Regions from separate parts of the Homo sapiens genome. Here region 2 is linked to region 1. A link is a loop called in an ENCODE intact Hi-C map of the cell type or tissue named here. Cell type or tissue: PC-9. All regions are shown on one strand. Region 1 overlaps ABTB2 (ankyrin repeat and BTB domain containing 2). Region 2 overlaps ABTB2 (ankyrin repeat and BTB domain containing 2).

What was found. A loop is a pair of places that touch in the nucleus more often than their neighbours do. Peaks named below come from ENCODE experiments on the same cell type or tissue, not always from the same donor. Only the 100,000 strongest peaks of a DNase experiment are listed, where the experiment ranks them.
Region 2: a loop joins it to region 1, with 7 times the contacts of the local background. A loop is called at or near these places in 8 of 110 quality-filtered maps.

The regions. Positions count from the first base shown.
Region 1 is chr11:34,239,608-34,247,607 of GRCh38, reverse strand. The region is part of intron 1 of ABTB2 (ankyrin repeat and BTB domain containing 2); the gene reads left to right. Among named protein-coding and RNA genes, the nearest start is that of ABTB2, 110 kb to the left of the region's middle. RefSeq lists enhancers at 3,381-3,540, 3,535-4,206, 4,399-5,598, 6,763-7,262, 7,987-8,000. In PC-9, no CTCF peak of the experiment used is centred here; DNase peaks (open chromatin) are centred at 1,387, 3,757 and 5,367; H3K27ac peaks cover 3,903 bases.
Region 2 is chr11:34,190,439-34,198,438 of GRCh38, reverse strand. ABTB2 (ankyrin repeat and BTB domain containing 2) reads left to right here. Exons shown (of 17, transcript NM_145804.3): 3 at 901-1,114. Among named protein-coding and RNA genes, the nearest start is that of NAT10, 89 kb to the right of the region's middle. RefSeq lists enhancers at 3,454-4,282, 4,450-5,335 and a silencer at 5,804-5,989. In PC-9, a CTCF peak has its summit at 3,741; DNase peaks (open chromatin) are centred at 3,698 and 5,248; H3K27ac peaks cover 2,001 bases.

The DNA of each region.
Region 1 (8,000 bases):
CCAGATAAGCCCATTGTAAATTGAAAATATAAATCAAAATGCACTTAATACACCTAACCTACTGAACGTCATAGCTTAGCCTAGCTTACCTTAAACATGCTCAGAACACTTACATTAGCCTACAATTGGACAAGATCATCTAACCCAAAACCTATGTTATAATAAAGTGTTGAATATCTCATGTAACTTATTGATTACTGAAAGTGAAACACAGAATGGTGGTGTGGGTACTTGAAGTACTGCTGCTACTGAATGTGTATGGCTTTCCCACCACTGTAAAGTCAAACATCATAAGTCAGGGACCAGCTGTCTCCAGCATTCCTCCTTCGCAGCTTTGGGAGGGGGTGGTGCTGGCATGAGAACTAAGCTGAGGAACCTGTAGCGGTGGCTCCACCAGCCAACAGGCCAAGACAGCTGCACACCAGAGGCCTTGGCCCAGCTTAAGAAATGGAACTTCTGGGGGCCAGGTGCAGTGGCTCACGTCTGTAATCCCAGCACTTTGGGAGGCTGAGGTGGGCGGATCACCTGAGGTTGGGAGTTCAAGACCAGCCTGACCAACATGGAGAAACCCCGTCTCTACTAAAAATACAAAATTAGCCGGGCATGTTGGTGCATGCCTGTAATCCCAGCTACTTGGGAGGCTGAGGCAGGAGAATTGCTTGAACCCGGAAGACAGAGGTTGCGGTGAGCCGAGATCATGCCATTGTACTCCAGCCTGGGTGATAAGAGTTAAACTCTGTCTCAAAAAAAAAAAAAAAAAGAAAAAAGAAAAAAAGAAAAGAAATGGAACTTCTGGCAAAAAGTGATTTGTTGAGCATTCTGAGGCTCAATACAAAGAAACTCATTTGTGTAGGTATGAACTTTGGAAAAAACCACCTAAAGAAGTATGTGAGGTTTTCTGTTGTGGTAGGGTTCAAAGCAAGTTGAAATGGCGAAGAGTACAGATATCAAGAAAAAGGTCCAGGGAGACAAGATTTGTCTTTTTTTTTTTTTTTTTTTTTTTTTTGAGATGGAGTTTCACTCTTATTGCCCAGGCTGGAGTGCAATGGTGCGATCTCGGCTCACTGCAACCTCCACCTCCTGGGTTCAAGCGATTCTCCTGCCTAAGCCTCCCAAGTAGCTGGGATTACAGGCATGCACCATTACGCCCAGCTAATTTTGTATTTTTAGTAAAGACAGAGTTTCTCCATGTTGGTCAGGCTGGTCTCGAACTCCCAACCTCAGATGATCCACCTGCCTCGGCCTCCCAAAGTGCTGGGATTACAGGCGTGAGCCACCACACCCAGCCCAAGATTTGTCATTTTAAAACCAAACAAAAAAGCCCTTGTATCGAAGTTTGGATAAGAACCTATCCAACCTTGGCCAATTTTGTTGAACTCTGTGGGTTTAGGAAACCCACAGAATTGCCTGAGGGGATTTTGTTGTTACTTTTTTGTTCAGCAGAAGAGTCTCCCTTTGAATAGAATTGTCTTTTAGGAAGAGAGAAAAGGAATGAGAGGTGTGTCTCCTGGCTGATCCAGCAGGCCCCACGCCCCTCATATCCTTATAGGGGCTTGTGCCAGGCATTGGCCTGAACGTTTTAGAAGCTGGCAGCAAAGCCAGTCCCTGAGTGACAGATATTTGTGGCCCCAGGATGAGGAGGGCCTCTCTCCCCTGCTGGGGCCCATGTGTTTCCGTGGCTGCAGCTTCAAGGCCTGGGTTTATTACTCAGTTTACCATTTAGTCTAGAACAGCACAGTGGCTCCTGATACTTTGGGGACAGCTTTGGATTGGAGCTGGTGAGATGGGCTTTTCACCTCTACTGGTGCTCAGTGTGGAAGCAGCAGCCCACCAAAGAGCTTCCATTTCCCTTCATTGTGAAACACCATGCTTTGGAAGGGACCCCAGGGTACATCAGAGTGTATGAGCCCCAGAAGCAGGCTGTGCCGTGGTCTGGAAGGTGGCAGCCCCGTGAGCCACCCAGACACCAGCTCCTGCTCATCTCATGCCTTCCCTCACCTCATCTGGATCAGAGGAGAAAAGCAAATCCACAAAAATCAACACAACTAGAGATCAATTGCTATGCCAGACCCAGTTAGTCTGGTGAGTGCCGCAGGTGTCTCCACACCTCAGATAATTGAGAATTAGGCCTCAGGACTTGCACAGCCAAGCACTGCCTGAGACTGGTCTGCAGTCGGCTTCCATAGAAAGATGCCGGAAGTGGATACCTGGTCCTGGGTGGTTTGCTGTAGGGGGTGATTTCCTCCATGAGGAAAACCAAAGAATCCAAAGCCCTCTGCCTGCAAGGAAAGTTCAGTGGGGAGGAGGCTGTGCTGGTCCTCAGCTCTCGCCAGGGTGGCAGTGTGGTGGGGTAGGCATATCACAGCAGCCTGGAGAGGAAACGGTGCTGAACCTGAGCCCTTCTGACCTTGGAAGTTTTGGTTTTAATGTATGTGAGACAGAGATGAGGCATGTGTCAGTCAGAGGCTGTTATCAGCCATTATAATAATAGTAGCCAGCATTTATGGAGGACTTGTGTTCCAGATCCTAAGGCAAGTGCTTTATGGAGATTTATTCATTTAGTGTTTAAAACAATCTTTTTCTTTTTTTGAAAATTTTTTGAGACAGGTTCTCACTCTGTCATCCAGACTGGAGTGCACTGGCGTGATCTCTGCTTAATCCAGCCTTGACTTCCCGGGCTCAGGCGATCCATCCACTTCAGCCTCCAGAGTAGCTGGAACCACAGGCACACACTACCAAGCCTGGCTAATTTTTGTATTTTTGGTAGAGACGTGGTTTTGCCATGTAACCCAAGCTGGTCTCGAACTCCTGGGCTCAAGTGATCCACCCTCCTCGGTCTCCCAAAGTGCTGGGATTACAACAATCTTATAAGGGACCCTAGAATCGCAGTTTGATAGATGAGGACATTGAGGCCTAAAGCAGTTAAGCAAAGTGCCCAAAGTCAAACAGCGAGTACATTGGGGGTTGGGAGAGTGAATATTTAGAACAATCCAGGCCAACAACTCTAAGCCCAGCTCTTATTCACCATGGGGAAGAGTAAATGAAATTAAATGAAATGATCTTCATAAAAGGCTTAATGCAGGCAGCAAGTAAGTGCTCGTTCAGTTACAATGAGATATCCCTGTTTTTCTGCGTATTTTATTGTCCTGCATTTTGTGCTAGGGGCCCTGATGTGGATTATTCTAGTCACATGCTAAAAATGTGCAGGGTTTTCAGTCTCTTTGTATTGTGGTGAAACTGCTGCTGATCTGCTTTTCCCACTATCGGTCAGCCTGGGCCTGCTTCCATTTTCACTTTGAGTTTTCAAAGGTCAGGGGAGTCCTGATAGATTGCCTTCTTATCTCCTAAGTGTTTTAGAGTGGTTTATTCATTTAACAACTGAAAGTGATTTTTTTTTTTTTAAAGAAACAATTACCTCCCTTGGTCAGCAGCAACATCTCCAGAGGTCAGCATCCCCCTCCTGGGGAAGGTTTGGCCTGCTGAGTCCAGGCTGGCTGCTAAGGGAACCAAGTCTCTTTTCTATCTCCAGGGCTAGCACAGGGCCTAGCTTGGGACAGGCACTGAAGGAAACAGTGGTTTGTGAATTTCAGCGGGGGGCTGTTTTGCAGTTCTGGACTTCAGAGACAAAGCTTCAAATTCCTATCCTTTCTCCAGACAGGTCCCCTGCTCTTCTAGAGTACTGAGGGATCTTGGCCACAGTCAGGTGGGGCTTTCCCAGACAACTTTTTTATAAGCCTGTGGAATGCCCTCTGCTGAGTCACCACGCTGATACCCAGGGCTGGGGTGTGTCTGCGAAGAACCGTGCTCTAGACATTCAGGGCTTGGTCCTGGGTCTGGGTGGGTGGCTGACCTTAGGTCTAACCATAGGCTTCAAGCTTTTATCTTTCACTGAGTCTGTGCCAAGCACATTCCGTAAATGATCTCATTGACTCTTCAAGAAAGTTAAGAGAATCAATATTGTTGTTCCCATTTTCACAGATAGATAATAAATCTGTAAAATCGCGTAAGACTAGGACATATTTTCTAGGATTATCCTTGCGGATCAAAGGTGATATCAAGTGGGATGTCAGGAGCAAGGGTGCTTGCAGTGTCAGTGATTTCTGTTGTTGGAGGAGGGGCAGGGTTATGGATGAGGAATGTGGGGTTTAGTAGGGTTAAGAGATTTGCCAGAGGCTGGGCGTGGTGGCTCACGCCTGTAATCCCAGCTACTCAAGAGGCTGAGGCAGGAGAATCACTTGAACCCAGGAGGCGGAGTTCAAGTGAGCTAAGATCATGCCACTGCACTCCAGGCTGGGCGACAGAGCGAGACTCCATCTAAAATATATATATATATTTGCCAGAGGTCAACAGGCTAGTCTCTAGTCCTTGTGCAGAAGCAAGATTTGAAATGGGTTGCTTGTTCTCACACGTCTCTTTGCTGGTCAGTGTAGAGATAAAGAACCCTCTCCCCACCTACAGTGTTCTTAAGAAGCCATGGTTATCTTGGGTGTGATGATCTTTGGAAGGTAGAAAGTTCCACTGGCAGGCATTTCCTCCTGGAGTCCTCAGCCTCCTTATCAGGCTCCCAGATTCGGACTGTCAGTGAGGTGGGCAGGGCTGTGGAGGGGAGAGGTCCTGTCACAAGAGACACCCAGCTTCCTCCCAGCTTTGGTTTACCTCAGGCCCGGCCTGAGGTGAAGTCCTCATTAGGTTACCTCCCGCCTAGCTGTGACTGGGTTAAGTTGTTGGACTTCTCTAAGGTTCAGCTCCCTGTTCTGGAAAATGAAGACAAGGACTGTGCCTGTCCTGTAGACTTTGAGGATTAGCTGAGGCAATGCCCGCATGAGCCACTTAGCTTGATGCCACATAAGTGCCCAGGAGACATCATCCTGTGGTGATTAGTTAGATCTGTCATACACCCTTACACCAGGAAGACCCCACCTGGTCATTCTTTTCCCCACAATCCTCTTCTCCCCTAGGATACCAATGCCTCTTCTTCCCTCAGAGTTAATGCAGTTACAACTATTCTAGAACTTTCTGACAGCATTCCTACTCCTTCAGCCACCCCCCTCCATCGCCGGGCAAAAATGCCATGGTCCAGCAGCCACTCAGCTCAGTGGGGTGGTACATACAGGGGCGCGTGACAAGGATGAGGTAAGTGCTGGATCACCAACCTCCCTGCCCCTCCTGTGGCTGCGTGTCAGATACTGTGTGCCAAGCTCCCTTCAGCCACTATCTCATGTAAAGCTCAGACCCCACGATTTCCGGAGTCCTAGAGTAGTCTGGGTGTCCTCGTGGTGGGAACTGGCTGTCCTCCTGGCCCCTTGCTCCCACCCTCCTGCCTTCTTGGTTCAGTGATAAGGCCTTAGATCAGGAGGGTGTGGCTAGGTCTGACTCAGGGGTGACCCAGAGGCACTTCACAGATCTGCGGCAGAAGGCCTCATCACAAGCATGACCGAATCTTGACTTTATTTATAAAAGGCAAAAGCCCACTCTTCTGTGCAGTTGTTGTGGGCCCCAGAAGTGAGGGGAACTCCATAGCACAGTTGAGGTGGGCAGTGGCCATGGAGAGAGATTTCCAACGCAGGGCCCGAGCCATCTCCTCGCAGCTTCTGCATTTTGCTTCTTTCATTTGTTGAAGCAAACAAGGGGCCAGGAGGCTCAATCAATGTGTGGAACTTTCACAGACCCTTCAGAAGAGTCCAGCTGTTCCCAGCAGCTCTTGGGGACTGTGGCCTGTTTCTGACTTAAACTCAGCCTTAGATTCTAAATTCTTGATATGGTTCAGTGATGATGAAGGGGGGAAACATTTACATGTTAGAATGAAAAGGTAACCAATTTTACATTCTATCTAAAGGTGAATACAAGATGGGGATTATCTTGTTAACTTCTGAAGAAAATTGAGATGGGGGTCTCGCCATCTTGCCCAGGCTGGTCTTGATTTCCTGGGCTCAAGCGATCCTCCTGCCTTGGCTTCCCAAAGCGCTGTGATTACAGGCTTGAGCCATCATGGCCAGCTAGTCTTTTAATAATAACAATAAATTATCAGCATTGGAGCTCTGGATGTGGGAAATGCAAAACAGTCCTGCTGGGTCATCATCTCAAACCTGGACTCTTGGGAGAGATACCCTGTGGATCATTACATCTTTTCAATTCCTTCCACTCCTGTTTCCTCACCCCATTTGTGGTACTCAGGCAACAGAGATGTCCTCTGGCTGGAAATCCAGAGGATGAGGTGGGCACCCTTGGACTGTCCCTGGTTAAATGTCACCTCCTCTCCCCACCCCCTTTCCTGGCTCTCTCAACGCACATGGGGATGTTTAATGACATTCTCCTTTTCCCCTCGTTTAGGCCTTGGGAGCAGTGATATTAACTCACTCAGTCCACACAACTTTCCATGGAGATTACTGTAATCTGTTATTCCCGCTGTACAGATGAGGAAACTGAGTCAAAATAAATTATTTGCCCAAAGCCACACAGGAACTGCTAGAGCTGAGACTGGAACTCAAACCATCAGGCTCTCAAATCCTCCTTTTAGCCACCATGCCCTAATGCAACTCGAAACAGAAAAAGGACAGCTTGACTAAAAAGTCTCCCATTTCCTTTCCCCCTTGCCCTAAAAACCCTGTGAACTCAGCCTCTGAAGAGTTCAGCCCTTCTCTCAGGTGTGAGAAGTAATTTGGCAAAAGAGAAAAAAAATTAAAAAGAAGAAAAATAACCTAAAAAGGGGGGAAGGCCAGGTACGGTGGCTCACACCTGTAATCCCAGCACTTTGGGAGGCCAAGGCGGGCGGATCATCTGAGGTCAGGAGTTCGAGACCAGCCTGGCCAACATGGTGAAACCCCCCTCTCCACTAAAAACTTAAAAAATTAGCTGGGTGTGGTGGCGGATGCCTGTAATCTCATCTATTCAGGAGGCTGAAGCAGGAGAATCACTTGAACCTGGGAGGTGGAGGTTGCAGTGAGCCGAGATCACACCACTGCACTTCAGCCTGGGTGACAGAGTGAGACCCCATCTCAAAAAAAGGCGGGGAGGAGAATGAAGATTTCGGCCCAAGTGCTCAGGAGCAGGGGCCTCTTGATAGAACTGGGCACTGGAGGTGAGCAACCCAGATGTCAATTATTAGGAGATCTTCTCTGCTTCTGGCTTTCCCAGTGCTGACAGGTGGGATCCTTGTCAGGCAGCAGGGCAGCACTGAAGGAAGCAAAGCCGTTTCTTGGGGGCCCCACTCAGTGAGTGAAGCCATAGCTTGTGCAGTGGCCAGGTGGATCGCTCGAGACTCCCTGGAATTGCAGCCTCCAGCTTTGAGCTGCTCCTGCTGGCCGCTTGGCTTCACAGTCACCACCAGCCGATGGAGACGGTTCATCAAATGGAAAAGTTTCGGTGACTGTGGGAAGGAGGGCATTCTTTGCGAGCTCTCTTGGCTTTACACTTTAAAGAGGGCAGTGGGGGGAATGCACACACAACCTTTTTCTTCTCATCTGTTCTCAGAAACCCAGGGGAAAAAAATGGGCTATAATGAGTAGCAGTTGTGGTTATGATGATTTTCATATGAATTGTCAAATCTTCTGTGTCCATTAACTATCTTTTGTGGTGAGGAAATTGATTATGGAACTGAAATAAGAAACTCCACCTGACTATTAAGTGATAATTCAGTCCCCAGCCTCTTGGCTCTTTATCCAGTATTTAGGGGGGAAATGCCTCTGTGGAAACAGATGCCTTGCTTTTTTGGGAAGACAGTCCATTTGAATGAACTAGAATGTCTTCCTGCCAGGAGTGGGTCTCCAGTGGATCCTTGTCAAGAGGTGGGGGAGGGGCAGAGTGACAGCTGCAGTTGGCCCCCCAAATGTCAGTGTTCCCTGTAGATTCTTGTCAAAGGGCTTACCTCGTACTGTGGTACAAGTCAGGGCTACACAGAAAGGCCTGTCTTGCAGTCTGTTTGCATAGCTGTGTCTTGCTTGCAGAAAGCCCCGGGTGGGGGTAGAAAAAAGGCAGAGACAGGCCGGGTGGTGGCTCAGACC
Region 2 (8,000 bases), 49 kb after region 1:
TGTTTTTTTGAGACAAAGTCTCACTGTCACCAGTCACCCAGACTGGAGTGTGGTGGCACGATCTCTGCTCACTGCCACCTCCGCCTCCCAGGTTAAAGCGATTCTCCTGCCTCAGCGTCCCGAGTAGCTGGGACTACAGGCGCCTGCCACTATCCCTGACTATTTTTTGTATTTTAAGTAGAGACAGGGTTTCACCATGTTGGCCAGGCTGGTCTCAAACTCCTGGCCTAAAGTGATCCACCTGCCTCGGCCTCCCCAAGGGCTTGGGATTACAGCGTGAGCCACTGTGCCCAGCCATAAGCCTCAAGTTCTTCATCTGTAAAATGGGAATAATACCCCCTAGCACTGTAAGGATCAAATTAAATCATATTTCTGGGGAATTGCATACTTTGTACATAGTGAGTCCTCAACAGGTGATGATGGTGGTGTTGGTGGTTGTAATTGGTGCTGAGACAGAGGGACCTTCTCCGCTGAAATACTTTGGGTTTTGTACAAGACAGTGCAGGGGAGAATTGCCACAGAGCCTGGCCCTGGCTGGTAGAGGCTGGGAAGAGAGACCCAGAGAGATTCCCTTGGTCAAAGATCTGGGGAGAGGCCCATGAGGGTGGTGGAGAGAGTGGGGATGTCAAAAAAGAAACCAAATTACCCTAAGTTCTGGAGGAGACAGGCCCTGCCAAGTATTTAATTCAGCAAGAGTGAAATGAAAGGGAAACGAAATTGCTATTGTGCATCTAGGTGACAGTTTCCACCTCCGCCTGTTGGCTGCAGGGCAAACAGTAATTATGCACTAAGGCAAGGGAGCTTCAGCCAGGAACATCCTTGGAAGAATGCAGGCTGTGAACTCAGACTTTGTCTTCTTTTTTTCTCTTCCTCCCCTCTGCCCTCCCCGCCCCCCACCAGGTGACTTGGTCTCCCGTGCCATGCACCACATGCAGGGGCGTCACCCCCTGTGCCCGGGTGCCAGCCCTGCCCGCCAGGCCCGCCAGCCGCCACAGCCCATCACTTGGTCCCCCGACGCCCTCCACACGCTCTACTACTTTCTGCGGTGTCCACAGATGGAGTCCATGGAGAACCCCAACCTGGACCCCCCGAGAATGACCTTGAACAATGAACGGTAGGGATCTTCCTTGGGCTGAGCACCTGGTGGGACGTGCTCCCAAACGTGCATTGACCGACTGACTGACACTGACTGACGACTGACCAACAGGGCGAGGAAGGGGCCCTGGAACTGTGCTATGCCTGTGAGGAGGTGGCCCAGGAATTCCGATGGATGAAGGCCTGCACTGGTGTGCAGTGGGATTTTTTTTTCCTCTGAGCTGATGCAGCATGGGGCCACTGAGGCTCAGAACGTGTGCTTCTGCCTCTGTGCCCAGTCTGGCATGAGCTCACTGGGCTCTCTGAAATTCAGCTGCCTTGTTATAAAATGAGATAGTCACACCCACCTAGAAAGGTTAGTGCTCTGAGTAAAAGCATGTAGGATGGGGGCTAGGTGGGAACTGGCCCTTGGCCAGTGGTAGCTGTCACCTCTTTTCATGGGTTTATCCCATTCAAAAGTGATCAAATGATCATTGCTGCCGTCATTGTTATGAGGGGTCCTGGGTGTGTTTTGCCCCATCCATTCATTTAACACAGGAGACTATCCTGGCCCTGGCAGCTCTCTGATCTCCAGCAGGTTAGTGGTTGAATAGCCCCTGGACCCAAGCCTGTGGGCTTCTAGTCAGGTACTTTCACTAGAGGGTCCCAACACTTTCCTAGCTGGGAGCAAGGCTGCAAAGAACAGATGTGCAGGTTGTATACTGCACAACAGAACCCAATGAGGGGCATGAGTAGGGGATGCACGTGGGGCCATGTCAGCCTGAGGACAGGATACCTTTTCTTTTTTTTTTAGACGGAGTCTTGCTCTATTGCCCAGGCTGGAGTGCAATGGCACAATCTTGGCTCACTGCAAGCTCCACCTCCAAGGTTCACGCCATTCTCCTGCCTCAGCCTCCCGAGTAGCTGGGACTACAGGTGCCCGCCACCACGCCTGGCTAATTTTTTTGTATTTTTAGTAGAGACGGGGTTGCACTGTGTTAGCAAGGATGGTCTCGATCTCCTGATCTCGTGATCCACGCGCCTTGGCCTCCCAAAGTGCTGGGATTACAGGCGTGAGCCACCGCGCCCGGTCTTAGGATACCTTTTCTAATGGGTTTTCTCTGAGGGCTGCCTTTTGAAATTTTCTACCTGGAAAATATAATATTTTTTTTATAACTCGTACCAAACATTGTATATGCTGGCATGAGCCTCACATGGAGGCCACTGCTTGGCCACTTAAGGTAAGGTCTGTCCATGGGCTCAAGAGTTGTGGGTTTGAGGGTCCAGGAAGTGGGAAAGGCTTGCACTCAGTTTAGGAAGCCCCATCCACACACATTTCACCACTCAGTGAAGCCCAGGAAAGGCAGAGCCCACGGGCCTCAGTGCCCCACCTGGAGGGAGACGATCTGAGACCTCAATATTGGAAGTCCCAGGGGCTCTGCAGTCCCCTTGCCTGGCTGTCCGCTGTCTTTGGGGGGCATTGAGTCTCATCAGCTCTGTGATCCACAGCTGGCTCCACAGCCAGGTCTGCTTCCTCAGTGCCCCAGAAAACAAAGGCACTAAGGTGGATTTACTGAGTGTTTACTATGTGCTAGGCACTGTGCTGAGCAGTTTGCAGGCGGATGCTCAGTTAATTCACACACTACCAAGAAAGAGGTGTTCTTCAGAGCCCCATTTACAGATGAGTAAGTGGAGGCTTGGAGAGACTAACTGGCCCCACGACACAGGCTCATAACCACTACACTGTACCTCCTGTCACTAAGAGGAATATAAAACAGCAGTGGCCCAGTACACGCATAGTAGGGTCCCAGTAAATGGTACCATTGCTGTTATCAGTACTAGTATCCTTATGTCATCATTGTTTTACTTCTCTGGGAGTTGGAGGGCAAATGCAAGTCTGAGGAGGGCCACCCTGGGCCTGACACAGCAAGAAGGCTGCAGGTGGAGCCCTGGGCATCCTGAAAGACACCTTTGGCGGGAGCTGGGGCCAAAGCATAGGCCCTAAGCCCCAGCTGTTCCTGCTTTGTGGAAAAGTGTTGTGGTTGAAGGAGTCAGCTGGGAAGGAAAAAGAGCAGGGAAGATATCTGGGAGGAAGAGGCAGGAGGCTTGCTTGCTGTTTGGTAAGGTGCTGGGCTGAGGCCGGGTCATTCACACAAAGGTGACTGGGAGGACAGGCGCCTTCTTCAGGCCTGTTGCCCTGGCTGCTGGGCCCTCAGGCTGTCATGGCTATAGGCCCAGGGGCAGTCATTCCTCTGCTGGCACTTTCTCCCGCCCCCACTCCCCCCCCCCGCCGGGCATCTTTGTCATGTCCTGTGGCTTTCCCCCAGGAGGGTTCCCAGCCCCCTGTACTCTAATACACAGCATCAGGGTTTCTTCATGATCTGAGTTGCACAGCCCTATGTGGTTATAATAGCTGAGCTTGCATGGTAGTAGACACACGTGCATGTGTTTACGTAGCCATTTATTTAAAAACCGCACTATCTGTAGCACAAATAATTTGGTAGCAAAGATATTTTTCCATGAATCATTTCAAATGAATATCAGACACATGGGGAATTGGAACCCCCATTAGGAAAAAAAAAAAAAAACCAAATTTTTAAGTTATGACACAGAAAGGAGGACAACCCTAAAAATACCTGAGGGAGCCAACAGCCCGACGGCGCCCTGGTGGCCTGGCTCCTGTCGCTGAGCAGATCTGCTGCCCTCTGGCTCACTGACAGGGAAGGCCCTGGAGGCTGTGGGGATCCTTCCTGGGAGCGCTGAGCTTACAGCATTACTGCAGGCTGGGCTGGGCCAATGTCCCATCAAGGCCCCAGCACCCTGATACCCTCACCAGAGCTCTGGGGAAAACCTCTCCTGATGCAAATAGTAGCTGGAGTTTGCTAGGGTTCCAGAGTGGCAGAGCTTTGCTTTTGTGAGTTTGGGGATGTGCGACGTCTGTCTCTTGCTCCACTTCATCCTCCTGAAGCCCCGTCCTCTGTCCCACCTGGAAGCATGGCGGACTGAGTTCACCCAGCCAGAATTGGACGGAGCCCCTGATTTCAATGTGACCGTGGTTGTCTGGCTGTAGAGACTGTCTGTTTGGGGATTGGTGGCTCTCTGGGTTTGTTTGGGATTAAGTGACCTCCTCTACTGCCTTGCACACATGGGAGAGGGAGCTCAGTTTGGTGATATGGGTTTGGCAGCATGACATCATTGATGGAACCACTCAAGTCTGTCCTCATATTTCTGCTTTAAAGAAAGGTACCCTGATTCCTTCAATTAGGGGCTATGTGTGACCACATCCATGGCGACAAAGGGAAGGGACGTGTGTTCATCTCTTTTGTGTGGAGCTCACTGTGGCATTCCCTGCTAAGCCACCTGCTGCTTCTGCAGTGTTTGGTGGGGACTTCACATCTTTCCGTAAGGGGCCTTCTCCCCAGAGCTCTCTGCTCTGGTTTGGGAGAAGAGACAGTGGGAGGAGGGAGGGGCAGAAGCAGCAGGAACTCAGAGTGGTGAGCGGGCAGCCTTGCAGGGAATGAGAAGCCTCTAACCTCCTTTCATCTACTCCTGCAGTGAGCCTGGTGCATCAAGAAACAGTACAGGCTTTGGGGCAGAGGCCTGGGCTCAGAGGGCCCTTCCATGCCTTAGGCTCCTCACCTGTAAAATGGGGCTAAGTAATTCTATCCGGTAGGACAAAGTCAGATAACATACGCCCTTCTTTTAAAGCCCATTTCTACCTACTTCTAGGCCCAAAGAACTTCAGCAAGTTTGGTGCTATCATTACCTCCGTTTCACAAGTGAGTACAGGAGGCCGCGGGGTACCTGGCTGATAAGTGGCGAGGCCAGGATTCAAACCTGAGGTCTCTCTCACCTCAAGGCCTTTGCCTTTCCCTGTGCCAGGCTGTGGCTTTCCCAGCTGGCTGCTGAGACCTGATCCTACAGCACTGAGGCATGCTGGGTGGGCCCTGGCCTTTGGGGCCACCTTCTCTGGGGCCATTCCAGCCCCACCCCCTCACTATCCTGGGAAAGCTCTGCAGCTGGAGCCTCCCTGCACCCTTCCAGGGTGCCTTTCTCACTGGCAGCTTTGCATCCCAGGCACCAGCCAGGCACAAGGCAGAGTCTAAAACACAGAATTAGTCACAGCTGCTGCCCTGCAGGGTGTGTCATCACCGGAGATCAAGCTTAGAAAGTGAAAGAGCCTCTTGTCAGGGATCCAGGTTGCCCAGGGAGATCGGGAGCCTCCTTCCTCTGAGGTCTGGAGGAGAAAGGACAACCATCTGGTTAGATGTGGCCCTTGCTGGTTGTGCCTGGGGGCAGAGGGATGGGCTAGCTGGAACAGAATCTTTGGCAGAGGATATACCTCCTCAGCCATCACCCTTCTGGGGAATGAGAGGTCTGGGGCAGTAAGGATAAAGACTACGCAGACACGTAGGAAGGCAAGAGGGCCGCCCGCTTGCCAGCAAATTGCTGGAAGGCAGCGTCATCAAGTAGAGGAGACAGAGGGAGACATGCAGTCAGAGGTGCAGAGGGCCTGAGGTCGACAGGAGGTGACCATTTCTCCACATCAGAACCTGGGCTGCTGGAGGGTTTGGGGTCCCCCAGGCACCCTTCCAGACTGCATCTACTGTGAGCAGCAGCAAAGAAGCCAGACCCTTGAGGAGTGGCCAGGCAGAGAGAGTGGGAATGGCAGAGGGCCACTGGTCCACAGAGCGGTCCGCTTGCTAAGCCTCAGATCCTGGCCTCTTGCCTCGTTCTCCCCAGCCCTGCACAGCACGTCTCCGCCTCTGTGGAGGGTGGCACACTCAGAAGGCTTGGAGCCTGCTGGTATCCAGGACATGAAAACAGGAGGAGTGTGGAACCCTTCCCAGAGTTCTGATTGGGGGTCGGGCCTAGAAACCTCTGGTGTCATGACTTCGTAGCCAGCCAGAATAGCCCCATCTGAGGAGGGCCCTGCTATTCAAAGGCGTGCATTTGAGATCTACCTTGCCACTTTTTATAACCTTCAACCAGTCATTTAACCTCTTCAAGGCTCTTAATCATCTGTAAGGTATGCGGACCCAATGAGTTAACATATTTGGGGGGTTTTCTTGGAAACAGGGTCTTGCTCTGTCTCCCAGGCTGGAGTGCAGTGGCACAATCTCAGCTCACTGCCTCTTTGACATCCTGGGCTCATGCAATCCTCCCACCTCAGCCCCCCCAGTAGCTGGGACCACAGATGTGCCCCACCACACCTGGCTAACTTTTAAAAAATTTTTGTAGAAATGGGGTCCCACCATGTTGCCCAGGTTGGTCTCAAAATCCTGGGCTCAAGGGACCCTCCTGCCTTGGCCTCCCAAAGTGCTGGGATTATAGCCATGAGCCACTGCACCTGCTCACTACATACTTTTAGAACAGGGCCTAGGACACACTGAGTATCTGTTCTTATGATTATCAGCACGATGGTTTGTATCAGGCAGGGGAGCAGCATATACAGAGTCCAAGTGGCTAGAGGCAGCAAGGCACCCCAGAGAGACCGGCGATGGGGAGGAGCAGAGCAAGGGAACACGGGCACTGTTGTGCAGGATGGAGCACAGAAGTGGGCGGACCTTGTTGGCCAAGACACACAGGGCTGAGCTTGTGGCTGAGAAGGTCCTGCCCCCATTGGTGCAGCTATTTGTGATTGGCTGGGTTTTATTTGTCCTTCTTCCCACACTTCCCTTCTTGGGGCCTGAACCCTTCTAAGAATAAGGGCAGCAGAGGGTCCAGGAAGCCCCTCCCATGCTGCTTGTCTTGATGCTCCTATAAAGGTCTGCCCTGGAGAAGTCTGATATGTAGTTCTGCACCCCCAGACAGGTTCAGGAGAGACGAGACCAGGGTGCTGATGTTATACTAATCTTGTTCTCCAACTCACATAGAGCTCTTTTTGCTAGGGCTAGCAGGACCTGCTCAGAGGTTGAAGCTCTTGTCCAGGTGAGATCCTGGTAGACGATAAATGTGTGTCTGGCCCAGCTCTTGGCTTCCCTGTTCCGTATCAGGCTAGACAGAATTTCAAAGAGCTGGAGCCAGCGAACGTGTCAGTGCTCTGGGTTCCAGCCACTTTGTTGGAAACGCACACCTGGGGCTTTTTTTCTCTTTAAGAGACTGGCTCACTCTGTCACCCAGGCTGGAATGCAGTGGTGCAATCATGGTTCACTGCAGCCTTGAACTCCTGGGTGCAAGTGATCCTCCCACCTCAGCCTCCCAAGTAGCTGGGACTATAGGTGCATGCCACCATTTCACCTGGGGCTTCTGATGGTGACCAAGGGGAGGAGGGTGCCATAAGCCTCTTGGGTCATCCCAGAGGTGTTATCTCATCTACCTTCTAGGAGTATGACCATGTCAACTCATCTTCCTGGGCCTCAGTTTCCTCATCAGTAAAATGGTGAAGATAGTAGTATGGCTTCTACGGTTAAATGAGATAATACAGTAAAGCACTTAGCTAAATGCTAGGCACATAAAAAGTGCTCATTAAATGGTGTCTCCTCCTCATTATAATGGCCATAAACAACATTTAGATGGCATGTTTGACACTCAGAGCAGGCTCTCTTTATTGAGGTAGCATGACATTTCCTAAAATGTGATTCTCAAGTGATATCTGGGTCAGTAATACTACTACTACTACAGTTATTAATACTACTACTGATGATATTACTACTAATTAACCACTACCACTATGACTAATAATAATACAATTACTAAGATTACTGCTACTACCAGCATTACCACTACTGCTAGTTATAGCGAGCGTTATAGAGCACACATTCACAGACAGATACTGTCTTAAGTGCTTGACTTACTCCTGTTTCTCCCTGGACTCCTGCGGATCCATGGAGAAGGGCTCTAGGAGAATGATAAAGAGTGGCTTATGAGTCTCCAGCCTAATGAGGGAGACAAAAGCAAGACGGAAGTAAACAAATGAGCAAAAC